Regions from separate parts of the Mus musculus genome. Here region 1 is linked to region 2. The links are chromatin loops, found by intact Hi-C in ENCODE. Cell type or tissue: gastrocnemius. All regions are shown on one strand. Each heading gives the region's core, and the rest is flanking DNA. Links, peaks and the distances in the headings are about the cores only.

Evidence for each region. A loop is a pair of places that touch in the nucleus more often than their neighbours do. Peaks named below come from ENCODE experiments on the same cell type or tissue, not always from the same donor. Only the 100,000 strongest peaks of a DNase experiment are listed, where the experiment ranks them.
Region 1: a loop joins it to region 2, with 3.0 times the contacts of the local background. A loop is called at or near these places in 1 of 42 quality-filtered maps.

What each region holds. Positions count from the first base shown.
Region 1 is chr17:32,152,958-32,168,184 of GRCm38, forward strand. It overlaps Notch3 (notch 3), which reads right to left and starts at 13,933. Exons shown (of 33, transcript NM_008716.3): 1 at 13,719-13,933; 2 at 11,206-11,287; 3 at 5,883-6,025; 4 at 5,462-5,800; 5 at 5,254-5,376; 6 at 4,934-5,167; 7 at 3,295-3,450; 8 at 3,001-3,186; 9 at 1,781-1,894; 10 at 1,357-1,470; 11 at 796-1,029; 12 at 568-678. The coding sequence starts at 13,836. In gastrocnemius, for the core only: a CTCF peak has its summit at 9,258 (motif pointing right); DNase peaks (open chromatin) are centred at 9,303 and 9,785; H3K4me3 peaks cover 3,144 bases; H3K27ac peaks cover 2,651 bases.
Region 2 is chr17:32,486,739-32,501,965 of GRCm38, forward strand. It overlaps Cyp4f39 (cytochrome P450, family 4, subfamily f, polypeptide 39), which reads left to right. Exons shown (of 14, transcript NM_177307.3): 9 at 32-98; 10 at 208-337; 11 at 2,882-3,015; 12 at 4,405-4,469; 13 at 5,069-5,151; 14 at 5,564-6,582. The coding sequence ends at 5,741. Among named protein-coding and RNA genes, the nearest start is that of Cyp4f17, 12 kb to the right of the region's middle. In gastrocnemius, for the core only: a CTCF peak has its summit at 8,100 (motif pointing left); a DNase peak (open chromatin) is centred at 8,081.

The sequences.
Region 1 (15,227 bases), core at 6,822-10,821, 330 kb before region 2:
TTTTTTTTTTTTTTGCTTTGTTTTATCTTATTTTACTTTATTATTTAAAAAACAAAAACAAAAACAAAACTATGCACTTGTGAGCCAGCGTGTTAATGCTAGGAACTAAACCCGAGTCGTCTGCAAGAGCAAGTGCTTGAAACTGCTGAGCCATCTATCTCTCCAGCCCTCTCTATATATTGTTTTATTTTGAGACATGATCTTGCTATGCAGCCCTGGCTGGCCTAGTGCTCACTATGATGCTCAGACTAGCTTCAAACATGCACTAATCCTCCAACCTTGGCCTTCTGAGTATTGGAGATAATCTTGATAAAGGGAAGAAAGGGACTTAACTGGGGGGAAAGCACACGTGTCCCCAAGCCTGATGACATGAGTGGGGTCCCTGAGACCTTTACGGAGAGAACTGACTCCCCCCAGATGCCCTCTGACCTCCAGACATACACAAAATAAATGAAATGTAATATTTCCTTTTTTAAAAAAATAAAGTGGGGACACCCAAGAGACTTGTGTCTTAATCCCTATCTTACAAGCCCCCCCCCCCCCACTACATGGCAGCCACCTACCCACCTGTGAATCCAGGCTGACAGACACAGTCATAACGGTTGATGCCATCACGGCAAACTCCAAAGGTACAGGGGTTACTGGCACAGTCATCAATGTTGACTTCACAGTTCACACCTACAGGGAGGGAAGAAGTATGGCAAGAGTACCTACTATTGTCAAGCACCAGTTACAAATTCATCACAGACCCCCACACACCCCCACGTACTGTTATAGCCCAGCCCCAGGCCCCACCTGTGGTTCCGGGAGGACAACGGCAGAGGTACTTGTCCACCAAGTCTAGACATTTGCCCCCATATCGACAGGGCTGGCTGCGGCACTCATCCACCTGGCTCTCACAGCGTATGCCCGTATAGCCTGGGGCACAAGCACACGAGAAGCTAGCAATGCCATCGACACAGCGCCCGTGGTGGCAGGGATCCGGAGAGCAGTCATCCACGTTTCGCTCACACAAAGTGCCCTCAAAGCCTGCAAGAACGGGAGGTGAGGGTCTGCCCACTTCTCCATGGCTGTAATCTCAGCCCAATTCCAGCTCAGCTCTCAGACCTCACCCCTTCTCCCTTCCATTCTGCCCAGCTCCAAGCTCTGTTCCTGACCCAGAAACGCCCACTTTAAATCTCACTGCTAGCTGCACCCTGAATCTTGCCAAGACCTCTGCCTACCTCCATCATCAGCGTCACTGGCCCTGACCTGGCCTAGCTGAGGCCATCCCCAAGTCTGTTATTGGTCCTTGACACCCATTGGCCCACCAGCCCACCTTCTGGCTCTTGCCACAGTCTCACGGTCCGCCCTCACCCTCTGCACAGCGACACTCATAGCCGTCAGGCTGGTCCACACACTTGGCACCATTCCGGCAGGGAGTGCTTGCACACTCATCCACATCCAGCTGACACATGGACCCACTGAATCCTGGAAGTGAGTAGTGGATGAAAGGTGACACAAACAGTTAAAGCAGGCAGCCTGCCTTATTTGAGTGGGAAACCCCCTTGGCTTTGTTTTAAATTAATTTCAATACAGACTAGCCCAGAGAGATGGCTCAGAAGATAAACATGCTTGCCAGCCAAGCTTGACCACCTGAGTTCAATTCCCAAAATGTACATAACATAGTGGAAGGAGAGAACCCCCACACACAAAAGAGTTAAGTAACTAATTACTTTTTTTTTTAAGTTCCACATTGTCATAACCTGACACACCAGGCTCCTTGTCCCAGGGTCCTCACCTGATGGGCAGGTGCAGCTGAAGCCATTGACTCTGTCCTTGCAGACACCACCATTGACACATGGGCTGCTCTGACATTCGTCGATGTCCACCTCACAGTAGGTCCCTGTGAAGCCTGAAGGGAATGGTATGAGGGCCCAGAAAGTTCCCTCAGAAGGCCTCTTCACTTGGTTTGGGGACTTTGATTTGGTTGTGGGTTTGTTGAGATAAATTCTTACTATGGCCTTGAGGCTGGCCTCAAACTAATGATGCTCCTGCCTCAGCTGCTCAAGTGCTGGGATAACAGGCGTGCACGACACTTTCAGGCTTAGATTTAGTTTCAAACAAGCTGGACCCTCACCCAGCTGTGGCCCCTCATGGACTAAGGTTTATGAAGCTCCCCTTTGATGTTATCTGGTAAAATCCGCTCTGACCCTGCACCTACCTTATCGAGTTTTCAAGGTTTCATCCTAAACACACATAACTCTCTCTCTCTTTCTCCAGCCAGGAAGCTTCACTTTAAACTCAGTCATGGGCAAGCAAGATGGCTCAAATAAGGATGCTTGCTGCCAAGCCTGACAATTTGGAACCCTCATGGTTAAAGTGCACTAGGCCGAGAGGCACATGCCATTCGATCCAGTATTTGGGAAGCAGAGGCAGGTGGATCTCTGTGAGCTCAAGGCCAGCCTGGTCTACACAGTGAGTTCCAGACCGTCTTACTGTGCCACTTCAGCTCTTTTGAAATGTCTTTTGTTTATTTGTTTGTTTAATTTTGTTTATTTGCATGCATGTGTGTGTGTGTGTGTGTGTGTGTGTCCCAAACACATGGGTATCTTCAGAGGCCAAAAGAGCATTGTAGATCTCCTGGAGCTAGATAGTTGTGCACTGCCCCATATGGGTACTGAGAACCAAACTCAGCCCTCTAGAAAGCAGGGAGGACTCTTAACCACTAAGCTATCTCTCTATCCCCTTTTTATTTTGTTTTGTTTTATTTTATTTTATTTTATTTTATTTATTTTGAGACAGAGTCTCACTTTATAATCCTAGCCATCCTAGAACTCACCCTGTAGACCAAACTGGCCTCGAACTCACAGAGATGAGCCTATCTCTGCCTCACAAGTGCTGGGATTTCAGTCATGTGTCTCTATGCCCAGCATTTTTTCTTCAAGTAAATAACAATAAACCAAGTTTTACCCCAGGCCCCAGCCTTCATGACCCACCCAAGCCATACCCACCACCCACCTGCCATGCAGATGCAAGTAAACTGGCCAATTCGGTCAAGACACGTGGCCTGGTTGCGGCAGGGCCCGGAGAGACACTCATTGACATCAGTCTCACAGCGAGGTCCAGTATAGCCACGGCCACATTGGCACAAGAATGAGCCCTGTGTATTCACACACCGACCCAAATGTTCACAGGGGTTGGCACCTGCAAGAAGGGGGAATATGGGGGAGAAGACACAGCCAGTGTGGGCGTGGCCAGCCATGGCCCCACCCCTCCGTTTTCAGGCTCCTTTCCAGAAGGTACTCTTCTCACCAATCGAGCACTCATCCACATCCTGGTCACATGCCCCTCCAGTGAAGCCAGGTGGGCAGGTGCAGATGGCCCGGCCACTCACAGGGTTTGTGTCACAGATAGCATCCTCATGGCAGGGGTTGCTGACACATGCATCATCCAGATGACACAAGAGGCCTGAGAAAAGGTAAGCAGAAATGAAGCGCTGATCCTCGGGGTGGCCCAAAGTTCCCCCAGACCTAGCGTTTGAGGAAGAAGACTGGTACTGGTAATGGATCCCCAGGACCATGAGCATACAACGAATGAATACCATCACTCAGCTACGCTTCCAGCTCCTTGCATTATCATCACCATCATCACCATCATCATTCCTAATGTACTTATCTGGGGAGTGTGTGCATGTCATAGTGCATGTGTAGAAGCCAGAGGAAACTTGGTTGGTTTTCTCCTTCTACCAGTGGATTCCCTTGATAGAAGTAGGCTTGCCAGGCCAACTCAGCGAGTGCCTTTACGCCCTGAGCACCCTTTGGGGTGGCCCTTGCCTCCTGTTTCTTATGTATATTAACCAGCACTGTATTAGTATCTGTTCTTATTTTTTTAAGCCATCTATTAATATTATTTTATTTATTTATTTATTTATTTATTTATTTATTGGTTTTTTTTCGAGACAGGGTTTCTCTGTATAGCCCTGGCTGTCCTGGAAAAGCCATTTATTATGAAACAGTGAAACATTCAGGACGTTTCACATTGGAATATTGGTTCAGTATTATCTGTTAATCTGCTTCTTCGATACCATTTGAAAATAACTTAGAAACATTTTACAAACAAGGCACCGGGGCCCAAAGAGGTGCTCAGCGGCTAAGAATCCTGGCTGCTCTTCCAGAAGACCTACGTTTCATTCCCAACACACCTACACGGCAGCTCACCACCATCAGTAACTCCAATCTCAGGAGAGCTGATGAATTTTTCTGGCCTCTCAGCGTACCAGTCATGCGTGTAGCATGACATAATATAACATACATAAATGCAGCCAAAACACACACACACACACTTTTTTTAATATTTTAAAAGATGATAAATCAAGACCCTATTCAGGCATAGCAACAAAATTCCTTAATCCCACCACTCAGAACACAGAAGCCCAAGGATCCTTTCTTGCAAGTTTGAGGCTAGCCTGATGTACAAATAGTGACACCATGTCTCAACGCATCAACAACAACAATAAACTCAAGGTACTTGCCACCTAGCCTGACAACCAGAGTCTGACCACCCCCCACCAAAATAAGATGTAAGGGACAAACAGACCTTTGTGACTTCCATAGTTCCTGCCTTTTTCCCAGTTAGACCTCTCAATAGTTCCCCAATTCCAACAGTCTCTGCCTTGGACTATGCACCTCATAGGACAGAGGCTCAGGCTTCTTTCCAAACCCAGGGTCCAGCAAACCCTTCCTCCCTCTTTCCTTTCTTTCTTCCACCTTCCCTCCTCCTTCTTGTCTTCCTTCACGCTAAGGATTAAACTCAGAGCCTGTGCACACTAAGCACACACTCTGCCAGGAAGAAACATCCCCAGCCCCCAATCTTTCTAACGCTCAACTCAGAGTCTGTTTTTACCTTTCATGCTGAAACCATTCTGTTGCCTACAAAGAAAAGGGCCACTCACCTGTCTTCCCCATAGGGCAGGCACAGTAGAAAGAGGCCACACGGTCATGGCAGGTGGCCCCATGGAAACACACGGCTGTAGCACAGTCATCGATATTCTGACTGCAGCTCTCACCCGTCCAGCCATTGACACATACACAGCTGTGGCCACCCAGTAGGTTGAAGCAGGTACCCCCATTGTGGCAGGCATTGGGCTGCAGCTGACACTCATCCACATCTTCTGTACAGAACTGGCCTAGGGCACAAAGATGTGCTAGTCTAAGTTGCCCGTGTGCCCACCTGAGGTCAGCCACCCTGGTTCTCTGCAGCCCTGATGCCCACCTGTCCACTCCGGAGGGCACTGGCAGTTGTAAGTATTGACACCGTCTACACACGTTCCCCCATTGAGACACCGATGTCCAGGACAGTCATCCACGTTGACTTCACAGTTCTGGCCCTCGAAGCCTCGTAGGGGAGGACAAGGTGACAATGGTCACTAAGAGGCTAGCCTATTGTCCCCAGCTGCCTTCCCTGGGCACAACTTACTTACCAGGAAGGCAAGCACAGTCATATGTGACATCACTGCTCTGCCTACAGGTGCCACCATTACGACACGGGGAAGGGGCACAGGGCACTACGGGGTTCTCACACAGCAGCCCTGTATAACCAAGAGGACACTGGCAGCGGAAGGATCCAGGTGTATTGAGACAGGTACCACCATGACGGCAAGTTGTACCAGATCGGCACTCATCTATGTCACTTTGGCAGCTTTGACCCTGGTAGCCAGGTGGGCAGGCACAGGCAAATCGGCCATCCGGCCCCACTGAGCAGGGGGCACCATGAACACAGGGCCTGCTGACGCAGGGGTCTGGCTGGGAGCAGTCTGGGCCTGGAAGAACCAGGAGAGGGTGAGCTTGGGTCTGACTACATTCTCGCCTACCAAGGGTTCCCGTCCAGACACACCCCTTCACCTTGGAAGCCACGGAGACAACGACAGGAGAATCGGGCGGTGCCCGCCACCACTGAACTCTGGCAAACGCCTCGGCCAGCACAAGGGCCTGAGTGGCAAGGGTCTTCCAGCTGGCACCGCTCACCCACCCAGCCTGGCAGGCACCTGTGGGAAGATGTGTGGTCGGGACGGTATAAAAGCATGGCAATGCCAGACAGATAACACAAGATGCGTTTATCAAACAACACTCGTGCCAGACAGACTATCAGACAAATCCATTTACTCTTCCTTCCCTTTTTTTTTTTTTTTTTAATATATTTTAGGCAGGGTCTCACTACATATCGCTGGCTAGACTGGAATTCACAGTAATTTACCTGCCTCTGTCTCTCTGTCTCTGCCTCTGCCTCTCTGCTTCTCTGCCTCTCTGCCTCTCTGCCTCTCTTCCTCTGCCTCTGCCCCTCTGCCTCTCTGCCTCTCTGCCTCTCTGCCTCTCTGCCTCTCTGCCTCTCTGCCTCTCTGCCTCTGCCTCTGCCTCTGCCTCTCTGCCTCTCTTCTGCCTCTGCCCCTCTGCCTCTGCCTCTGCCTCTCTGCCTCTCTGCCTCTGCCTCTCTGTCCCTCTGCCTCTCTGCCTCTGCCTCTCTTTTGCCTCTGCCTCTGCCTCTGCCTCTCTGCCCCTCTGCCTCTCTGCCTCTGCCCCTCTGCCTCTGCCTCTGCCTCTCTGCCTCTCTGCCTCTGCCCCTCTGCCTCTGCCTCTGCCTCTCTGCCTCTCTGCCTCTCTGCCTCTGCCTCTCTGCCTCTGCCTCTCTGCCTCTCTGCCTCTGCCTCTGTCCCTCTGCCCCTCTGCCTCTCTGCCTCTGCCCCTCTGCCTCTGCCTCTGCCTCTCTTCTGCCTCTGCCTCTCTGCCTCTCTGCCTCTCTTCTGCCTCTGCCTCTCTGCCTCTCTGCCTCTCTGCCTCTCTGCCTCTCTGCCTCTGCCTCTCTGCCTCTCTGCCTCTCTGCCTCTCTGCCTCTCTTCTGCCTCTGCCCCTCTGCCCCTCTGCCTCTCTGCCTCTAGCACTGGGTTTAAAGGCAAGTGCCACCATTCCCAGCCATCCTCATTTATTCTGACAACAAATATTATTGACACCTACTACATACTAAAACACAGCAGCAAGCAAAATAAAAGTGACTCTTACCCTTTTGGTCCTCATAGCCAGGTCAGGCAAAGAAAACATAGACAGGTAACACATTAATACGAACATACCAAAAACAGCTTGTACATGCCACAAGCTCACAAAGGACGTGGTACACTGAAGAACACGCCCATGTCCCAGAAGCTGTGACTATCACTTTATTTCTTTTTAAAGGAGATGTGCCAGGCAAGGTGGTTCACACAAACCTGGCATTCCGAGGAAAAAGCAGGAGGATGAGGAGTTCAAGGTCAGCCTTGGCCACATAGCAAGTTTGAGGCTAGCCTTGACTGCATGAGACGCTGTCTCAAGATCAATACATATATTTTAAACAAATAACAAGAGGATTTGGAATATAGCTCAGTGGTACTGCACTTGCCTAGGATGCATAAAGCCCTAGATTCAATTCTCAGCACAAGAAAAAGAAAGGGAAGAAGAATTTTTGCCAATGTAATTGTGAAGAATACCAAGACAAGTTCACTTTGTATTTCAAGCCAATTTTTAAAAGATTTATTTTACTTTGATGTGGATAAGTGTTTTCCACGCATGTATGTACGTGCATGCTGTGCGTGCCTGATGCCCATGGAGGTCTGAAGAGGGCGTTGGCATTAAGGATGGTTATGAGTTATCATGCGGATTCCAGGGATCAAATCCAAGTCCTCTGAGAAAATAATACACGCTCTTAACTGTGGAGCCATTTTCAGCCCCTATTTATTGTATGCATGTGTGGTTGTGTGTGAGTATGTGTGCACCTGAGTACAGTGTCCTTCCTCAGAGGCCAAAACCCCTGGAGCTGGAGTTACAGGTGAGTAACCAATGAGAGCTGGGGACCAAACTCTGCTCTAAACTACTGAGTCGTGCCACCAGCCCCAACACACAGTATCTTTACAAGAGAAAAGCCAGGGACATGACACAGTGGTAGTTCTTGTATGGTATGTGCAGGGGCCTAGGTTCCTTTCCCAGGACACGGGAGAGAGACAGATAGAAACTAAAGAGAGAAGAAAGGTCATGTGCAGACAAAGGCAGAGAGTAGGGTGGGGCAGCCATAAGCCTGAGCCAATCAGAAACTGGACAAGACATAAGAAAGTCTTCTCCCCCTGGATGGTCAGTAAAGAAAGCCAGTTCTGGCAACGCCTTAATTTCAGACTTCCGGCCTCCAGGATTTTCCAGAGTACATTTCTGTTGTTTTAAGCCACCCTGTTTGTGGTAATCTGGTACAGCAACCACAGGAAACTCACAAGCAGCCTAAGGGTGATAGAATGAGTGGGTGTTATATTTTCAAACAACAAAAAACGGCAAAAAAATGGGTGAGCCAAAGGGTGATGTGGGGAAGGGCATTCCAGGTACTGGGAACAACAAATGAAAAGCCTCAGACTCCAGGAGGCAGACACACCCAGAAAGACCCAGAAACCGCACAGACACATACAACTGGGCATACTGGCCTGGCATACACAGACAAGAAGCCACAGCCTCCCACACGAATATGGGAAACTCTCACTCATATGGAGAGGCAGGAAGATAGCCACAAATCATAAACTCCTTTCTCCCAAGAGCATGCAATCCTCCTCTCATGGATCGGTGGGGCTTGGCATGGGCACCTCAGCCCTCAATCTGGACCAAGGCCTGCGGCCCCTTCCCCAAACCCATCAAGATAGTCCTGAGTAGTGGGACAGGGGTGCCACACGCCTTTAATCCCAGCACTTGGGAGGCAGAGGCAGGCGGGTTTCTGAGTTCGAGGCCAGCCTGGTCTATAGAGTGAGTTCCAGAACAGCCAGGGCTACACAGAGAAACCCTGTCTCGAAAAAATCTAAGTCCTGAGTGCTAGAAAATAAAAACTAAAAGACGACTTAAGTTTGTAACCTTTCTACGGACAGAGGTGAGGAGGGCTAAGGAAGGGGACTGGAGTAGTCAAACAATCCTGGCTATGCAACTATGCAATGACACAACGTACATCACCCCTACCTCAACCCTCCTCTCCTCTACCCTACCCTTCCGGCTCCCAGCGAGGATCCCCTAGCTCAGTCTTGTCTCAAACACCAAGGGCAGAACTCAAAGCAGGTGACTCATTTCTTAGCGTCACCCTACAATACCCCCACCCCGAATTCCGTTCCTAGATAAACGTGTCGAAGCTCAACCCTGTCGAAGCTCAACCCTGCAAGGGTGTGGTGGACATTCGAACCTTGGAGGTGATGCTCTCAACCCCCTACCCAGTCCTGCAAGGCGGCGACGATGACACGCCAGGAGGGGGCGCTGCGTGCAGAGCACTGGGGACCACGGGTATCATCGCCAAGCTGGGCGCGGCACCCTCCCTGCGCCGCGGGCGGGTTCCCACGCTCTGCACCTCGCGCCCCCGCCGACCGGTCCGGCCGGTTCCAGCCCCGGACCCGCCTCGCCGCCTTAGCTTTAGGGGAGACGTAGCGGAGCGGGAGGGGGGCGGGGGAGCAGCTTCCAAGGAGGGAACGGACTAGCAAGACAGACAAGGACCAAGCGACGGAGAACTCCGAAGCCTTCTCCCGGTCGGAAGACTGGGGAGAAGTGGGGGAGAAAGTGTCATTGGGGAGGGGGCGGTCACTCCTAAGGAGACAGCAGGATTTGAGAAGCCTGAAAGAGTGGGTTGGGATGAGAAGAACATAGGCTGAGGTCCCCCCCAAATCTCTATTCTGGAGCCTTAAGCGAGCTCCACTCCGCGCGATCCGGGCTCCCGGAGGCCGCGTGAGCCGGTGATTCACCTGTCGAGGGGCGGGGCAGCCTCAGGCGTATTCACCTGTCGGCAGCTGTCCAGGCGTGTAGTTCTACTGCGCAGGCGCCCCGCCCCACGCCTCAGCCTCCCTTCCAAGCGACTGCTTCCAAGTAAGGACCCTCCCAACCCTCAGCCTCAGGATGCCCCTCGGCCAGTGACCCCCAATAAAGCTAAATGAGATTCCAGCCATTGAATTTTAAAGGTTTTTGTTTTTCTATATCGGAAGTCATCCTGGCCCCACCTAGCTTGAGGCTGATCCACTGGCTAGCCCACACAGTATTGAGGAAATGAACACACTGATGAACGAACTAATTAATAGCTGCTGAATGGAATGCTATTACTATTAAAAAGAAAACAAAACCAATAAGCCCACAGACCTTGAGGTCCTTTCCCTCCAACCCAGGGCTTTGTATGTACTGGGCAAACACCATTGAAATCTCCAGTCGTCAAAAGGTTTCAAAAGTTTCTCTTATTTTTAATATAGTTTTGATTTTTATTACATTATCTGTGTGTGTATGTATTCATGCAGAGGCCAGAGAACAACTTGCCGAGATTAGTTCTCTCTTTCCATCTTTTGGGTCCCCAGGACTTAACTCAGGTTGTCCAGTTTGGCAGCAAGTGCCTTTACCTACTAAGCTCTCAGCTGCCCCAGCCCCCTTTAGAAAACAAAACATTGAGACAAGCTCACTCTGTGAGAGCCCAGACTGCCCTGGAACTGTACGGAATGACCTCCTGCTTCTGCTGGGAAATACAAGCGTAAGCCCAGTTAAAGGTCCTTTTCAAATCTTTACAGTCAACCTCATGAAAGAAAAGCCATTGTAGATGCAAAAGTGGCTGGGAAGGTCCCCAGCACTTGCTCGAGATGTCCCAGAATCTAGAGTTCTGCCTGCCTCTGGTAGCTCCCAAACCCTCCTCCTCTTCTCTAACTTTCTGCATTTCCCAAATAATTCTTGGGTCCCTTCCTGCACAGTCACAGGCCAGGGAAAGCACTCCTGCTTCACAGATGCCGTGAGGTTCAGAAAAGAGAAATGACTAACCAAAGGTCATACAAACTAGAACAAAATAAAACAGGGCTCTAAAATAGGTCTCCTGGGTGCCTCCTGTATTCTGACATATGGGAGGGCATGGACGTCCTTGTCACTGTCAAGCCACTGTCATTGGCCTTGGAAATCAATCTTTTATTCCAGAGCACTGTGACTTAACGAACTGGTTAAGTCTCAGACACTTAGCAAGATGATGCGGGATTTGAACCCAAGCCAGAGAGACACCAGAGCTTCTGCTCTTAAAGCTGTCTGATTCCCTATGGGGAAACACAAGAGGTTACCGAAGCCACACACATGGAGGAAGTGATACCAGCATCCCCCAGGAGACTCAGAGGCAGAGGACCTATTCCCTCCCCACACAGGGCCCACTGATGGCGCTGGGCCAGACACTCACAGGCAAGCAGCCTCCAGGGAGGGCTGCTGGTGGGTGCACCGACCTCCATTTGCACATGGGCTTCCATCCAGACAAGGGGGTGCTGTGTGGGGGCAAAAGAAGGTGGGGAGGTCAGACAGGCACACAGAACCCCAAATCAGACCCTCCCCTCCTGTCTGCCAGGCAACAGCTGCACTGGGCTAGGAGGGTATCTGTGTGGGTACTAAGAGGCCCCCTATCTACAGTTCCCACGGCCCCCCACCCCAGCCCCAGCTGTTGGGGCTGCAGCTGTCCCTGCCAGCTCAAGCCCTGGGAACCACAAGGCAGGGGTGAGAAGGAGGAGTTGACTTGTGCCAGATGTGTGGGCTCAGGAAGTTGCCTTGACTAGGATGTGCACAACAGAGAAAAGGCACAGAGTAGGAAGTAAAGATGCTGAGTGTTAAAGGGGATCTGCAGCTTCAAGCCCATGTCTTGGGTAGATGGAGAAGGCAGGCAGTGTTGAGCCTGTGTCTACTGTAGTCCCTGCTAGCTCTTGAAAGAGTAGGCAAAGCGTACACCTAGGAGGAACCAACAGCAGCCATAGAGAGGTGGTTTTGGGTACTAGATGGATAGGCTATGGAGTGTAAGGGAGAGAACTGGTGCAAGATATGTGCTGCCCTGTCCAGTGTCCCCATCCCTCAGGGTTGTATCCCACTTTGGGTGTGGCAGTCTTGCCAGATGGTGAGAGGTGTGGCCAGGTCTGAGCTGGTGGAGAATTATGTGCTCAGACAGGTGTGGGCCCCTGTAGAAGTTTTGTTCCTCAGAGAGAGAAGGAAAGGAGATTGGGGGAGAATTGAGAAATAGGGACAGACAGAAACTGAAAGGAGAAACCAACCAAAAAAAAAAAAAAAAAAAAAAAAAAAAAAAAAACAGAGACAGTAAAAGGATGAGTTAAGAATGAAGGACCTATTCAATTTTGTGACATCACACTAGAAGCTGTATGGGGGGGGGGGAGAACACAACCATGTGAGCTCTGTGTGTGTGTGTGTGTGTGTGTACATATGCCTGTGAGTTTGTGTGACAGTCTGTGTATTAGGCCACTATATTACTAATAGTGACTAATAGTGCATGTGCTTGGTACCATGCTGGTATCTTCAAACAGCATAGCCTTGTACACCATGTGCACACGAGCTGCATGCACTGTGCATCCATCTATATGAACAGCAGTATTCAAGCATACAGCTGTGTGGCCACTGGTGTGCTTGTCTGGGTCATGGATTGGCAGCTATAAATGTGACCTTGAACATGAATGCCTAGCAGGTCTTGGGTGACCTATGCCTGAATGCACATCAACATGTGAGCAGCAAACACATAGGTGTGTCTTGTGTGTGCCAAGTGTGCATCTATGGCTGTACTAAACCTGTGCACATGCATTTTTTTCCCTTTCTATGTGTGACAGGCCATGAGTCTGCACTGGCCCCGCGGGGGCGGTGGCTCCTGCCCAGTCCTGCCTAGTAGAGCCTAGAGGCTAAGCCACTCTCTATGCAACTCTCACCCGGCCCAGCACTGAGTCCCACCATAGGAGCCCTAGAACCCCTGGCCACAGCCAACTGCCTATGCCCCTCCCCCGCTGATCAGGCCTCCCGGGGCAGGGGTGGGGGCGCCCCCTCAGTCCCCGCTCTGGCCCTTCGTGGGTCCCGCTTTGTCTGGCAAAGAAAGCGTGAGGCCGGCCGGGGGGAGGGGGTGTCTAGACGGCGAAGCCATTGTCCCGAGCGGGGGAGGGGAGCTCAGAGTGGAGGAAGAGGGGAGGGGGGCCCAGGCATGCTGGGGAGGGGCTGCGGCCACAGGGATGGGGGCCCAGAAGCTGGAGATGAGCACGTGGACCTCGCCCCTTCTCCTCCCGGCACAGAGACGGGGTCCCGAGACTACGGGATCCCGGCGGCCTGAAGAGGGATCGGGCGGCACGCGGGGGAGGGGGCGCGGGCTTCGCAAGGGCTCCAGCTCCTGCTTCTCGCGCTCCAGCGCCGGGTCTTGCAGCTCTCCAACATGAGACGTTTTCTCCGAGTTCAGAGCTCCGAGAACTCCGCGCCCCCTCCTTGTCCCCCCCCCCCCTTCACGGCCCGCCCGGGATAGGGGAGGCGCTTTTGTGCAAGGGGTCCTAGGCCTTGGGGGGTCCTTGAGCCCCCATCCTAACCTTCCCAGGACTCCAGGCAGAAGTAGGATGGGGTGAGCCTGAAACTTTTGGTACACCTCGCTTCCGAATTTCAGCCCCAGATTCCCACAACTCCAGCTCCTACTCTTGGACTCTTGATTCATTCAAGGGTCTCGATTCCTTGGGCCTCTAGGATCCTGCCTTCCCATCATGAATCTGTGCGAACCCCATGACTGATACACACCCCCAGCTGCTGCATCTCTGCCCCGGCTTTAATCCTGGGGGGGCAGGTCCTCTAAATTCCAAACTTAGGAGAATATATATATATATATATATACTTTTTTTTTTTTGCTTCCCCGCCCCTGCAACCCCAGTCCCACCCTCCGAGTCCCTGATCCCTCACCTGCAGCCCCCAGCCCCGCTAGCAGCAGCAGCAGGGGCAGCGCCCGCATGGGCGGTGGTGGCGGTGGCAAGGCCATCAGGCGACGACGGCGGCGGCGGCCCCGGGCCCCCAGCCCCATGGCGGCCGGCCACGACCCTCCCTCCTCCCTCCTCCCTCTTTCCCAGGGCTCCGGGCACGTCCCGGGCCAGCCTCCGCGCCGCCAACTTCGCCGAAGTGAGGCTGTCGGGCTGCCCCGCCCCCAGGCCTGGGCGGCTCGCCCCGCCCCGGGGCCGGCTCTGAGCGCCCCCGCCCCCTGCCCGGCCTCCTGGGGTCCGACCCTTCTACCCGCCAAGCCTGGGACTTGCAGACCTCGGTACACTCAGGTCTGCCACAAGAGATGCGGGCTTAACCTGCGTGACGTGACAGGTATCCAGCTCGTGAGCACATCCATCCTTATCCTCCAGCACACAACCAAAGCCAGGGCTCACACACACAGTCATGACACAAACGCAAACACCCCTGACTCCAAACCCTCTAAACCTGGGTGTAGAGAGGCCAATGAACAAAAGTAGCCGCACCCATGCAAACCATATAGAAGTTTCATGGGGACACTAAACATCAATCACCTCAAAACTCAGGCTCCAACTGCGCCACAAACCCGGGCGGGCAGCATTTACAATCTGGCCAGGGGTTTCGTGGATATGAGTCTCATGTACCTGTGTGCAGCTCTCCTACAATGTGAAGATCACAAAGGTCTACCGAAGAGGGAAAGGTGCTTGCTGCCAATCACAGACACCCGAGTTCAATTCCTGGGCCTCCCATGCTAAAATAAAAAAACCAACACATACATTGTCTTCTGACTGCCACATGTACCCCGTGATACACATGCACTCCTACACACACTGTGCTCGAATGCTTGCACGCACGCGCGCGCACACACACACACACACACACACACACACACGCTTATGTGCGCAAGAAATAAGATAAAATACTTTGTAAAAAAAATCCACACCAGCTCCTAGCACATCCCACACTCTACATGGTTTTACCATGAGGCCTATCATTTCGTTGCCATTCACTGAGTTTTACATCCAGGAGACCTGCAAAGGCTCTGAACACTCCCTCTGTGTGAAGTGAGAATGGAAGCTCTAGAGGTGCATTCAGGGGAAATCTCAGGAGTCGGGTGAAGGGTGCCGTTCTTGAACATCTCCATCACTAGGAGACCAAAGGACTGAAACAGAGGACCCATATAATCCTGGAAGGGCATACACAGACACTCCTGTAGTGGGAGGAGAGAACAACTTCCACAAGTTGTCCTCTGATCTCTACATTGTAGAGGGCCCATCTCCCCTCCCTGCCGCGCCCCCCCCCCCAACTGGCTACATAATAAATAAGTGTATTTTTGTTAATTGGGGAAGATGTCATGGTTCACACGGTCTCCAGAGGCAAAGGCAGATAGATCTGTGAATTCAAAGCCAGCCTGGTCTACCTAGCAAATTCCAGGACAGTCACGGATACACTTTTTAA
Region 2 (15,227 bases), core at 6,420-10,419:
TGAGCTCAGCATCCCACACTATCCATTGCAGGATGAAGAGGGGAAAGAATTATCTGACGAGGACATCCGGGCCGAGGCAGATACTTTCATGTTTGAAGGTAAGGATGCTGAGTGAGGCTGAGGGTCAGTGGGAAGAAGTGCCACCATCCTGCTGTGGGGGAATATCTTGGGGGACACTCTAATCTTCTGACATCTGTCTGCCCACAGGTCATGACACAACATCTAGTGGGCTGTCCTGGGCACTGTTCAACCTGGCAAAGTATCCAGAGTACCAGGAGAAGTGCCGGGAGGAGATCCAAGAAGTCATGAAAGGCAGAGAGCTGGAAGAGCTGGACTGGTAAGTTTGGAGGGTCAGGAGGATGGAAGGGAGGAAAATGAGTCTTGGGTGTGAATCTCTGAGCTGCCACTTTCTGATTGTGTGGTCTTAGACAAGTCCCTGCAGCTTTCTGAGTTCCAACTCATATTGGGATGATTGCGATGCCTGACCCTGGTTCAGCAGTTTCCAGGACAACTTCAGCAGCAGCTGTTGCTGCCCCACCACAGAACATATAGCCCTCAAATTCAGTGGCTTGGGGCAAGCATTTAGTTGCAGCTTTGACCTACACAAGATTTCCATGGCTACTGGGCTTCGTTGAATGGAGTGAGGCTGCTTCCAAATTGTTGGCTGGGTTCAGGTCTTCTCCAAGTGCCTCCTAACTCTCCTAGGATCTGGGGCTACTCTGGGGCGTGTTCTTGTCAATGCAGATTCCAGAAGTGTCAAAAAAGTTCTATGTGCACTGAAACATTGTGGAGGAGGCAAGTCACATGATGAAGCTCAGTATGCGTGGGGCAGCGAAGGCCTGTAAATAGTGCCTTTGGACACATCACCCTTTGGGATGGAATGGCATGCCATGTGATTGTGATGCAGAGAGGAAGTGCAGAATAGAGAGCAGGAAGATAGTCTTAAGATGTAAGTTGACTCTGAGTGGTACAGAGAGCCCAGCACTGAAGCCAGGCATGGTGGCACACCTGACATTCCAGCTTTTAAAAGGATGAAGCAGGAGGATCAGGAGTTCAAGGCCAGCCTAGTCTACATATTAAAACTGAGGCAAGCCTTGGCTAATTGAATCACTTTCAAAAAAAAAAAAAAAAGAGTTTGGGAGATGTCCCATTGGTAAAATGCTTGTCTTGCAAACGTGAACGAAAATCCATGCTAAAAGAAAAGCTGGTGTCTTAGTCAGTGTTCTGTTGCTGTAAAGAGACACCATAACCATGGCAGCTCTTATAAAATTTAATTGGGGCTGGCTTACAGTTTCAGAGGTTTAGTTCATTTCCATCACGATGGGAAGCATGGCAGTGTGCAGGCCGACGTGGTGCTGGAGAAGGAGTTTAAGAGTTGTGCACTTAGATCTATAGGCAGCAGGAAGAGAGAGACATTGCCCTGCTTTGGGCCCTTGAAATCTCAAAGCCCATCCTCAGTGACACACTTCCTGTGATAAGGTCACACATCCTAATTATTTCAAATATATGAGCTGATAGCGCCTATTATTCAAAACACCACAGCTGGATATGGTGTCAAACTCTTGTCGTCCCAATTCTGGGGAGGTAGAGACAGGTGGACCCCTGGGCTCCCTAGAAGTCTAGGGGCTTCTTGGCCAACGAGAGACCTTGTCCAAATATAAACAAATAAAGTAGATGGTGCATGGTGCCTGAGAAATGACATTGGAAGTCCTCTGGCTTCCAAGGTATTCACACATGACATGTGGATAAATACCTAAGTGTATACATGAACCCACACATTCTGTGTACACCTTCAGGAAGACTGTCAGTTGGGTACCACAGTACCCTAAACATCCTGTCACTTTTGCCTTTATAACAAAGGGAGACAGCAGAGGGTCTGACTAGGAAGTCCAGCAGCAGATGATGCCTGCCAGGATCTAAGTGCTCTTTTGTTTTCTTGGTCGTGTTTATTTATATCTATTGGTATCTGTATGACAAGGGTTTCTTTGGCTCTTTATAACAGGAACACAAAGCTTCTGTCAGGGCTGGAGAGGGGCATAGTGGTTAAAGATGCCTGCTACTCTTCCAGGGCTCCCAAAGTCCAACCCTAGCACCCACACTGGGCAGCCAGATCACCATTGCTTGTAACTCCAGCTCCAGGGATCTGATGCCCTTTTCTGGCATCTACAGGCACCTGCATATGTGTGAGAAGCCCCAAACCAACCTGCTAGAGCTAGGTGCGGTGATGCACAACTGTAATACCAGTATCCTGGAGGTTGAGGCAGGAGGGGTGCTACAAGATAGAGACTAGCTTGGTCTACATAGTGAAAACTTGACTCAAAACAACACACACACACACACACACACACACACACACACACACACAGTGTCTTGATCTTAAAAAAATGAACTAGACCATAAACTAATAGTTATAATTAGTTTAATCTGAGCTCCCAAGTATAATAAACTATTCTGAAATCTGCAATAAAGCATTTTAAAATAAATACAACAAATGAAATCTGGAAAGAATGCATACAAACTAGTAACTTGCTGTGACTTTGAGGTTCCCAGCTGCCCTCACATCTCCCATGATTATACAACAATTCATCAATGGTAGGTTAGTCTGGGGCCCAGTGGCAGCCCCAGCAACCAGGACCATTGCTTTCTGTTTTCATTTGTCATTATTGTGATTGGTGGATGGACAGATAGTTTTTTCTGAACCTAGGACCTCATGAATATCAACCAATTGGACTGTCACTGAGCTATATTCCCAGTCACCTCTTCCTTTTTTTGTTTCAATTGATTGATTGATTGATTGTGTGTGTGTGAGCATGTGAGTGTGCGTATGTGGGTACCTGCATATGTGCATGTGTTCAGGGAGTCACAGTTCCTTTCTCTTCAGGGATGACCTCACTCAGTTGCCCTTCACCACCATGTGTATCAAGGAGAGCCTTCGCCAGTTCCCACCTGTGACCCTCATCTCTCGTCGCTGCACAGAGGACATCAAGCTGCCAGATGGACGTGTCATCCCCAAAGGTGCCTGCTCTGTCTCCTTTGATGCTGTGGCACTGTTCGCAGGGGTCTCTGGCCATGCCTGCTGTGGGTGCAGGGTCCCTGTGATGGGAAAGACCCCTGGGTATGTGTTGCTTTGGGAATGATGAGGATGTCTTAGTTTCATTTCTTGTCGGTGAGGTAATATAACCCAACAAAAGGGAACTCTAGGGGTAAAGCGATTCCTGGGTATAGTCTGTCATGGCAGAGGAGTCAGAGTGACAGAGACATGAAATACTTAGTCTACTCTGCCAGGGGACCTGAGTTTAGTTCTAAGCACATTGTTGTGTAGTTCACAACCACATCTAACTCCACTACCAGGGAATCTGACACTCACTTCTGACCCCTACACACGTGTCATGTATAAACACACAAAGTACATATAAAATAAAAATAAATTAAAAAAAAGAAAATTTCTTACTGGCATGCCTATAGACCAATTAAATCCAGGCAATCCCTCACAGAGACCCCCTTTTCAGGTGATTCTATATTGTATCAACTTGACAAAACTAATCATCAGAGGGAAACCTAGATATGCACAGAGGAGGTAGAAGGGCCTGTATTCAGGTGGAAAGGAAGGAGAGGGTGAGGCAGGGCTGGATCTGGGTAGGCATTAATGATAGAAGGTCAGCATCTTTAAAAAAAATAGGCTGCTGCTGCTGATGGTGTGCAGGCGTGCACACACACACACATACACACACACACACACACACATGCACACACATAGGAAGGTCAGAGGACAGTTTTCAGCAGTTTTCTCTTCTTTTACCATGAGTTCTAAGGCTTGAACCCTTGTCTTCTGGATTTCACAGAAAGCACTTTTACATGCTGAACATTTTGGGAGGGGCTGGACCCGAGGGTCAGGTTTGTTTAGTTGCTATCTACTTCCCGAGAATCAAGTTGTATTTGTGGTCATGCTGGGAGCTCAGGCCTAAGTACCACCCAGTCTCTAAGGAGAGGCCCCACGTATTTGAAGTCCAGGGAGAAAATGTGGAAGGTCACGTTCTCCAAGATGTAAGAGCAAGTGTGTGTATGGAACAGAACTTCAGAGTCCAGATGGTGTGTGTTTTGAGTGCCAAATACAGGCACCCGACTCTACCCAAAGGAAAGAAGGGAGCCAAGGGAAGTGGCAGGAGCAATACTGTCATCTTGTATGGACAGTGAGGCCACGTGGAAGGGCTAGGAAGGGGCAGAGAGAGTAGAAAGGGCAGCAACTGTTTTCACAGAAGGATGGACAGGAAGTGGCAGCTGGCTCACAGGGATCCATCCTACGACTGCAGGAAGAGCTGAGGTGTGTGTGTGTGTGTGTGTGTGTGTGTGTTTCCAGAGACTCCCTTGGGACCCACTGATTCCAACTGTCCGTCCCCCCCTCAGGAATTATCTGCTTGGTCAGCATCTACGGGACCCACCACAACCCCATAGTGTGGCCTGACTCTAAGGTAAGTTCCTGCTTTTGTTGTCCCATGGCCATGGCTCCTTCTTAGGCCTGCTTGCAGGGACTGGCCCTGCTGTTACTCACTGACTCACTCAGTCCTTGTTAATTCACAAGGTCAATAAATAGTCACTGAGCACCTACTGTGTGTCACACTTCTGTGCTTAGCAGTGATAACCTATAACGACACACTGCGTATGCCCTCATGGACCTTAAAGTAAAGCTCACGACAACTAGCCAATAGATAAGATCATTTTGGGCATTGCTAAATGTTCTAAGGAGGTACAAACAGATGAGGTGGGAGGAATTACTCTCAAGAAATCCAGAGAGGCCCCAAAGACAAGGTAATGTTTGAACTGAGACCTAATGAGTATGAAGAACAGGCCTGTTCAAGGCTGAGAAGACATTAAGTGCAAAAGCCCTGAGGTAGAAAAAGAGCCTGGGTGCGTGACAACAGGGGACAGGCATGAATAGTTTGAAGTGTGTGTGATAGATTGGAACAAATGGCCCCAAGGTGTTCCAGCTATAGGGGTCCTCAGAGGTTGAGGTGCAGGTGGGCTGGATGGTTGGGACAGTCCTCAGACTCACCCAGGCAATCTTGTCTAGGTATACAATCCTTACCGTTTTGACCCGGACACCCCACAGCAGCGCTCTCCACTGGCCTTTGTACCTTTCTCAGCAGGTCCCAGGTAAGGACCCAAACTAACCCCAAACATGGGAGGGGCAGAGTCATTGTCGGATCAGGAGTGTGCCCCATGGAAGCAGGGACCAAGCGACACCCACAAGTAATTTTAGGCAACTCAAGTCCTTTCTGCTTCCCTAACTGAACCAAGAGGTTCCGAATCAGACTGCAATTCCGTCCTTGAGAACAGGGTACTCCTCCATTATGTCGGACCCCGGGTTCTGGACTCACATACTTCCAATAGCTCTGTGATGCTGTCATCATTCGGGTTCTACAGAGGAAGGAACTGAAGCTTAGATAAGGGCGCTCATCTGTCAGGATGCATTGGTAGTAGTAAGCTGTGTGTTAGGATTTGAACGTTTGACTCCATTGTTGCACATCCTAAGAATTCTTGAGTCTCATTTGAACCCTTCCTTCAGGAATTGCATCGGGCAGAGCTTCGCCATGGCAGAGATGCGTGTAGTCGTGGCGCTGACACTGCTGCGCTTCCGCCTGAGCGTGGACCGAACCCACAAGGTGCGGAGGAAGCCGGAGCTTATTCTACGCACGGAGAACGGCCTTTGGCTCAATGTAGAGCCTCTACCCTCACGGGCCTGAGTGCGCCCTTGCTCCGCGGATCCTGGGATTCAGGGATTCAGGCTCCGCCCGCTCAGGCCTAGATCACGCCTCCAATAGCATGGATCCGCCCCCAAGATATTGAGGGCGTTGACTACGCTCCTCGAAAGTACTGGAGGACAAAGCTTTGTTTGTAGAGGAGTATCTTGTTGGTGCTGACTTCGCCCCTCAGGACAAGACTCCACCCTTGGGATTTGATTCCACCCTCTGAGGTCGAAATTACGCTTTGAATTATTGTCACCGGCCCTCAGCTTGAGGGAATGATGCTAGGCCACGCCCCACTCGGGCCTAGGCCACGCCCCAGTCAGATTACCCTGGCCCTGCGGATTCTGATTCCTAGGCCCAGCTCACAGAAACTTGGACCTAAGACTCACCACTGGGGTTGTATCCTCTGGCTTTCCCTCTGCCTATGCCCAAGTTAGCTTCTAAATGGAGGATTTAGAAGCCGGAGTCTGAGGTTGCAGTCCTGAATCTTCAACATCCTTTCCCAAGACCCACAGCTCCATGAAAGGACAGTTCAAGCTCTCAGGATTTAGGCTGTTTGCTTTGTTGTTTTGTAAACCTGGGCCCTTGCAAGCCCCTTCCTTCTTGGTCACCGTCCCTTTGCTGAGTTTTCTCAATTTTAAGAGTGAGAGTAAAAGCAAGAGGATCCAAACACCGTCCATCTCATCCGGTCCTAGATTTGGAGCCCAAGGTGGGGAGGTGGGCCTCTTGACAGTCGGGAAGCAACTGGGACATACTTATTTGATCTGGAACTAAACTCAGGTTTTTTTTTGGGACAATTTGTGCTCCGTTTATTTGGTCAATAGATTGCATATTAATTCAATGTCTACTGGCATGGGGCCAGGCATCCAGCCCAGCCTAGTTCTTCCTTCTCATCAGAGAGGATCAGAAGTTGAACAATTATACCTGTGAATGATTATTCACAATGCATGCATGACACATGCTTCAAACATGAGACCCCTGGTTCTGGGTGAATGTGACAGAGGTATGGGGGGTGGAGGATCACGGGAAGTCTGAGGCTGAAGTAAGAGCAGAAGTTGAGTGGACTGTGGGAAGGGAAGAGTGTCCCAGGCAGAGGAACAGTGTCAGCAAAGGCCTGGGTTGGGAAAGAGCACAAAAAGTTCACAGCAGTTTTAGTGTCTGTTAAATGAGATAATCAGAAGTCATCCAAACCATGGAGCAATGCGTGGATCAGGTGCAAACACGCGGGAAGACAATTGAGCTCTGGCAAGAGTCATTCTATCTCAAGTTCAAGGCCAGCTAGGGCCAGGTGGACACCCAGTGTCCAAGAAAGCAAGGTCTAGGGATGTGTTGGGAATGGAGTGCTCACCCACCTCAGCCTGGGAAGAACACGGGAAGCATTAGGTCTCATCTGAATCTCATTACAGTAACTGTAACATCTGGGTGTGGGAGCAGACTGGAGGAAGGGTAGTGGGCAGAGAGCAACAGGGAGTCATGGAAGGTATGAGCAGGCACTGGGAAAGACATGGTCAGCCCGGGCTTCGTATCAATGGAATGACTCTTGCCACGACTCAGTTGTATTCCCACATGCCCTTGGTTAATAGCCACAGTTTGGATGACTCTGATTGTCTCATTTAATAGATGCTAAAACAGGTCTCAGAGGGGAGCAACTCACTCAATATCCTTATCTTGGGGTCTCAGCACAGATCCTCTGTCCAGCAGGTGCCTAGAGGATCTGCTAAACTGAATTTAATGACCGTGGCAGTGGCAGAGCTGCCTTGTGTCCTGGTGGCATGTGATGGGGTCGTCGGCTGATGTCCACTGTCCACGGTGTTTGCCGGCTGAGTAGTAAGCTTACAGACTTCAATCCTAGCCACTAGCTCTTACAGTGTCGCCAGGATGGAGGAGCTCCTACAAGCCCGTCATTCTCCAAAGACTTCTCAGTTTTTTTCATATGTAACCTTGTCCTCCTCCAGAGACATGACAAAACAAAACAATCACAAAAATTTGGTTTGGGAAGGCAGTATTTATGAGAGCTAATCCTGGTCAGGGCCTTTTCTAGAGGTGGCCTTGGGCAGCAGACTGCTCTTCTCTGCTCCTCAATTTTCCCTGGTACTGTGAGTCTTGCAGTATCATAAAGTTTGAAATTAATGAACCTCGTGAAGGTGAATAAATGAGAGGAGGAAGGGAGAGGTGGGGCCACAGTTCAAGCCACACCTTTATGCCCTCCTGCCAACACTCTTTCTTAAGGCAGGGTTTCAGGTGGCACCATTAGGCCTGCATATACAGTCTGTGTGATTGATGCTTTTAAGAGGAGGCTGGGGAGGAGGTTCCCTGTTTCTCTCATATGTGTGTAAGAGGCTCCCTCTGCTGGTCAGAGGCACCAGGCTATAAAGTTAATTCCTCCAAGAATTCTCATGTTTATGTGTGAATGCCCACAGATATGCTACATCTTATGTGCACTGGTGATCCTGAATGTGTCTAAGTGACAGCATGCACACATCTTAGTGTCTGTGTGTGTATATATGTAATATGTGTTCATGTGTTTGTGGCAAAGCAGGAAAAATACCATTCACTGTGCCTGCAACCTTCCACACCAGCTGTGCTTATGGTCAATGTCACAGCTCCATGCCCCAGTAACTAGCCTTGATCCTTGTTGTGCAGGCTCCACACTCTAGAGAGACACTGCCTTTGAAGCAGTACTGGGTCTTCACTGCATTGTAAACTTCCTTCACGTTGCCCTTGGCTCCCGTCTCTCTTTCCTACTCCACTTCCCCAGGAATGTTTCTGATGTTTCCTGGGATACCCTCCCAAAAAGATGCTTGGCAGTTGAAGCCTTGTCTTAGGATTGCTGCCAAGTAAAGTCTTTACCCTGGAATCCTTAGATCAGGATCTGCTGCTGGTGAGTTTAAACTAAGATACAGTGATGGCCCCTCCAGATCCTTTAGTGCTGTGGATTGGACTCCTCAACCCATGGAGATTCAGGGTCCTGGTACTCAGGTGGGCAAGGAGTCAGCAAGATGACAAACAGACATGGACACCAGAGAGAGTGCTGTATTCGAATGTAATGTCTCAAAGCGAGCATCAGACTTATAACCCAGAAGAAAAACAAGGAAGTTAGGTGATACATCAGCCAAGGTACATTGAGATGCATAATGACTCTTTACACAAAACAGAGAAAATGCATACATAAAAGGTAACAGGAACCAGGCAGTGTTTACAACTGAGATAAGATCAGTCCTATCTAAAGTCAACTATTCACAAGAGCCAGGTGAAAGTGCTAATATGCTCAGGTGTAATTCTGGTCTATTGTACAACCCACCACCAGGGGTTTTCCGCTCTAGCTAACCTTTTCTTGAATAATACAATTCTCTAGTTCCTCCTTAAACCACAACCCTCCTTCTTCCTAGACCATTGTAAATTCCTGCATATAGGAGTGACTCGGCTGTAATTCCAAGTTTACTTTGTTGAACTAGCCCTGAGAGTTTTAGCTCTTATCCAGTAAAATACTGCAAGAAAGCATGCAAGACCTTCCACACTATCGCAGGGACAAATCTGTTTATGGGGCACCAGAGACTCTCCAGGAGACAAGTTTCTGTAAAACTTTTTGCCTCAGGATTGTGGCCAAGCTTTTGGACTTGCCACGAAGACTTCACTGGAGTGGGTATGGCACTTTAGTCCTATTCTTGTATCCTGATTACCAAGGAGGTATTTGAGATCAGAGTATAGTTAAGTCTTAAACCCTGGAACAAATGACTGAAGTGCCTATTTGACATATCAAAGTGGGTCTGATCTCCAGGTTCTCTCAGCATCTCTCAGCCCCTACCTGTTACAGGATCCTTGCATACCCTGTTCCTACACTGAACTCTCTAGCCAGATGGTGGTAGTGGTGAATGGGTCGCTGGGTTGGGCTGTTTTTACCTATATAATCCAACCATTTTGGTTACCCAGCCCTTTTGTCCCTTTGCCCTCTTGGGTGTTGCACCTTGTTTCCTCTTGTAGTAGTTTGAATATGTTTGGCTCAGGGAGTGGCACTATTTGAAGGTGTGGCCTTGGAGTAGGTGTGTTACTGTGGGTGTGGGCTTTAAGACTCTCACCCTAGCTGCCTGGAAGTCAGTATTCTGCTAACAACTTTCAGATGAAGATGTAGAACTCTCAGCTCCTCCTGCACCATGCCTACCTTAATCTCACCTTGATGATACAGGACCGAACCACTGAACCTTTAAGCTGGTCCCAATTAAATGTCGTTCTTTTAAGAGTTGCCTTGGTCATGGTGTCTGTATACATCAGTAAAACCCTAAGACAGACACATAATTAACATTTTTAGTTTTATATTTTTTTGCTAACTTGATTATGTGTTTCTTGAACATCAACTTCATAGATGTCAATGCCCTGTGAAAACATCAAAATATTACTGTTGACTCTTTCTCTAAAGAACCAGTCCAGGGATGAAAGCTAACGCTCCTCTCCTTGACTCTGGCCAGTCCACATGACTTCCCGGATGTGGCATTTATATCATAGAAGGTCCACAGTTTCCTTCCAGTCCCACTACACTACAAGATCTTGACCCCAATAGACATGTTAAGAGGAAACCCAAGTAGCCACAAGGAGAGGCCTTGTCTGAAAGGCCATGAGATCCCCAACTGTTTGTCCACCATAAGAGTCAGCCATCTTGGAAATGGCTCCTTCCTATTCTGATGAGCTGCTTTGTTCAATAGAACATAGATAATACTGTTCAATAGAACATAGATAATACTGTTCAATAGATCACAGAATGCTAGCCCTACTGAGCCCTCCCCAAAGTATGAATTTCTACACGTATAAGCAATTTCCCCTAATCACTACTTTTTTACAACCAGCCAGGGAGGGATGGAGGGAAAAGGAGGGGGTGTTTACCATACTACTTAACACATGGTTAGAATAGACAGAATGAAGCACGTGGTTAACACCTGCTTTATGAAAGATTGACGGCATAGGCACCAGCTATGATGCTGTGTCCTTTGGCACACAGTCAAGGAACTCACTGCTGAAAAACCCCCTCACAAGTTCTCTGACTCTTAGCAGGCTATTAGGAAAGCAATGTGCACCTGGCTTGGTGTAAGACAGACCAAGGTCAAAGCTGGGCTCTGCTAGTCATCAGCAAGTGATTCACACTTGAATGGAAAAAATAATAATAAAGAAAGGATATGTCTGCCCCTAGGTATGGTAGAGAAGGATGTTTATTGTAGATAAAAGGGAGAGCATAGCCAGAGGCAGAGATTTCTAAGAGTCCAGAATGAACATAATCTGACTGAGCTGAGCCATGTGAGCCATTCTGTTCATTTCTGAGCTGAGCTATTCTGTTCATTTTCTTGAACACGATGTGACTTCACACTTTTCTATGGGTAGATAACACTCCATTGTATTTATATGGTACATGTTCAATAAACACGTACCAAATAATAAACAACTCAACAGCTTCAGGAAGTCCTAGAAACTGACTAGATTCATCAGGCCCCCACCTTTTCCAAGCTGATGTAAGCTGTAAAAATAGTGGAGAGACTCTTTGACCTATTGAGTTACCTGCAAGTTGTACATGTAGTGAGCTTTAGGATTCCAGCTTTTTTTCGAGCTGTCATCCTTGTTAATAAAAGCTTTTGGTGATGCAGCTGGCTTTGAATCATCTTTGCTAGTGTAGGGAATCCTCACCCACACTTCCATAAGTTGGACTTTTGCTGCACCTTTATTCTGGTCTGTTGTTGGTTCCCTGTGTGGGATGAGTGAACATTTGTTTACATCTCCCCAGGAACAGTATCGCTCAACGACACAACACTTAATTTTTAAAATTAATTAATTAAATGAGTAGGAATGTTTTGCCCACATGTATCGTACAACCTGTGTTTCATGGGGGCCAGAAGAGGTCACCAGATCTCCTGGGACCAGTGTCACAGACAGCTGTGAACAGCTACATGGGTGCTGGGAATCAATTTCAGGTCCTCCACAAGAGAAGCCAGTGTTCTTAAATGCTGAGCTATCTCTTCAGTCCACATAGCACTTTTTCTTAAAAAGCAAGTTGCATATTTCCAATACATAATAGCTCAGAATAAATTTTGCACTACAAGATGGAGAAACGAGACTACAATAAGCCTGAAAGCCATCAAGAAAAGCAGAAAACCATCCGTATCTGGCACCTAGGGCTTATGATCAACTCATCTGGGCTCCAACAGTCCTGCCTCTTCAGCCCTGCCTGCTGAAGCTCACATAGACTCTTTCTTGGGCCAGTTTCACTGTGTGCCTGATGTTCTTCTCAGTGGCTATCCAATGGTTCTGTATTTCTAGCATCTTATGGTTTCTACTGGGGATTAGGCTTGATCTTCCCAGTTTTGAGCAACTGCATCTCACATCCATCTTGCAGGAAATCTTACCTGAATACACAGTGCTTGGCCTCAGAGGTTTTCTGGAATTTTGGTGTAAATCTTCACTGTTGCCACATTGAAGCTGCTAAGTTCTGCTGCCAGCTGGAGATATAATCTTAATTTCTTCAACTGCTGTGACCTCTGCGTGCCTTTGAGTTTAACCTTGGGGGGGGGGGAATCCCTCTAAGTGGCCATTTTGCAGTAGGAATCCCTTCAGCAATATTCCTCACATATGTGTGTGTGTGTGTGTGTGTGTGTGTGTGTGTGTGTGTGTGTGTGTGTGAATTAATGAATTAATTAAGTATGGCACACACAAGAAGGTCATAAGACAACATTGAGGTGTTAGCTCTGTCCATCCAACATGGGATCAGACATCAGGCTACTGAGCCACTTCACTGGCCCATGGATATATTGGAACCATTTATGGTTGGAGCCTTGTGGTAGGACATATCTTGTGGGTCCTAATGCAAAGCTGGGTGTTTCAGCTGCCCTTCTGTGTAAGCTGGAGTCCTAAAGGTGTAGGTTCCAACAGATGTGCTGGCAAGAAACTGCAATCAAACACATCCTTATGTAGGCCTCCAGCAGAAGGTGTGACCCAGATTAAAGGTGTGAACCACGACACCTGGATTTGGATCTTGCTCTGTCCCAGGCTGGCCTTGAACTCAAAGATCTGCTTTTCTCTGTCTCCTGGAATTAAAGGTGTATACTACCTTACCTGGGCCTAAGCTTTTCATGGCAACTATGCTTCAAGACCTGGACCACAGATGTGCCCTCCATTTCTGGATTGTAGTTCATTCCAGATGAAGTCAAATTGACAACCAGGAATAGCCATTGCACCTAGATAGCTTCCAAATAATTGAGACAAGGACCTATTGATTTATTCAACAAGCTTTAAGCACAGTACCACTGAGCAGATATTCCTAGACCTCTATGCTATCTTAGCTATTCCCCAGTCCCATGTCCTGAGTTACTTGTATTTAGTTTCTTCTTGGCTCACTTTGCTATAACTCTTTGTCATCATAGAGAACTCCCTTGGTGATTTTTCCTCATGGCAACCATCTTCTTCCCCTACTGCCATGGACCGGCCTCAGTCAGCTTCCCTCAATCAGCAGGAAATTAGGGTTCTGGACAGGTGGGCAAGGAGTTGTTGATGAAAAGGGTGACAAACAGACATGGACACAGAGGAGTATGGCATTTGGATGTAATTTTGTCGAAGTTAGCATTAGTTTTATATAATACAGAAAACAAAGGAGTAGGGTGTCACAGCAGGCAAGGTACATTGAAGTTATCTGACACAAAACAGAGAACCGCCTTCAAAGGGCTGGCAGGAACCAGGCAATGTTTACAGTTAAGAATTAAAAGCAGCCCTGCCTAGAGTCAGCTAATGACAGGGACCAGGAGATGATTTCACACTGTAGTCACAATTTATGCTGTTCCTTTGAGCCTTGTGAAAGCCTGCACCAGGGGGTTCTGCTCTAGCAGACCTTTTCATGAATAATGCAGTACTGTAATTCCTCCTAAGTATCTGTAGGGAATCTCCATTTGTCAGAAGAGCTCACCAACTTTCTTCTAATATACAATGTAGTCTGCCATACCTGACTGTAATGAAGATTCTAAGTATACTTTGCTAAGCTTGCCCTGAGATTTCTAACTCTTATCCAGTAAAATACTGTAAGAAAGCATGCAAGACCCTCCACAATATCGAAGGGACAAATCTGGGGCATTCTAGCTATGGGAATGCCAAGGTTCCAGGAGGCTAAGTTTCTGTGAAACTCTTTGCCTCGGGACTGCTTCCAGGCTTTCTAGGCCTGTCACATGAGTCACTACTGGAGTGGATGTAGCACCCTACCTCATGACCCTTCTTCTCCTGAACCTCTGTCGCAGTGAACTCCTTCTACCTCACTCTTCTCCCCAGTACCCTTAACTGGGATCAGAAGTCCAGTCTTTCTATGTCCAGCCTTTCATTAACCATTTAGAGATAATTGGGGAGCATTCTTTACACCGCATTTATTCAGGAGATTCTTCAATATTCATGACAATGTCATGCCCTGACTTGTAGGCATAATGTTACTATACCCCGTGTAAAGATTATTCTTGTATTATTCAAATGCTGACTTCTGTGCTCCCATGTCTGGTTGCAATCCTTATTCTGAGAATTTCCTGCCTCAATATCATGTAAACATTGCTTCCTAATTATTCCCTGATTGGTCAATAAAGAAGTTGACCAGCCAGTGCCTGAGTAGAGGAGAGAATAGGACCGAATTTCCTTACAGGTAGGGAAGGGGAAAGAAGAGAGAGAAAGTGGGGATTAGTCACAGGAAGAGAGTCTAGGAGACATCATGAGAAAACATCTGGAGCCCAGAGAGCCAGATTAGTAATAAAATGCAAGTATCTCAGGAATTTTGTTTGGAAGGTAGCCAGGTTAGTTTAGAGGATTAAAATAGACTTAACACTGCTCAGTTGTTGAGCTCTTAAAGCTTGTTACATAAATATAACAGTTTAGTCTCAATTATTTGGGAGCTAGCTGGGTTAAGAGGAAAACTGCACGGCATTTCAGAAAGCCACTAACACAGAAATAAATCTCGGGGCACAGAAATCAGCATTTGAATACACTGCACAAGACCGTACTCCAGCATTTCTCTAAACTCAGCTTCTCAGAATACGGCAGAGCATAGCCAGATTCTTTGACAAATGTCTTACTCTTCATTTCACTAAATGTGTTTTGCCTCCATGTGTGTCTGGGTACCACATTCATGTCTGCTGCCTGTGGAAGTCAGAAGGGGGCCCTGGATCTCCAAGAACTGGAGTTATAGTCAGTTGTGAACTGCCATATGGGTGCTGGGAAGAACAACCAGTGCTCTTAACCAGAGAGCCATCTCTCCAGCCCTGTAGCACGATTTTTTATCTTGTTACAACAGGAATGACCTCCAGCCCAGTTCCCAAGAGAGTCTGATCCCTGCTGAAACCTCATGAACTGAGCCTTCACTGTCCACATATCAGCACTCTAGTGCCCAAACTCCTACCATCTTGGCCCCCCACTCCTTACTTACCATATTCTAGAGCTTTTCTAGATGGACGTTCAAAATTCCTCCTCATCCCTCTTGCAAAC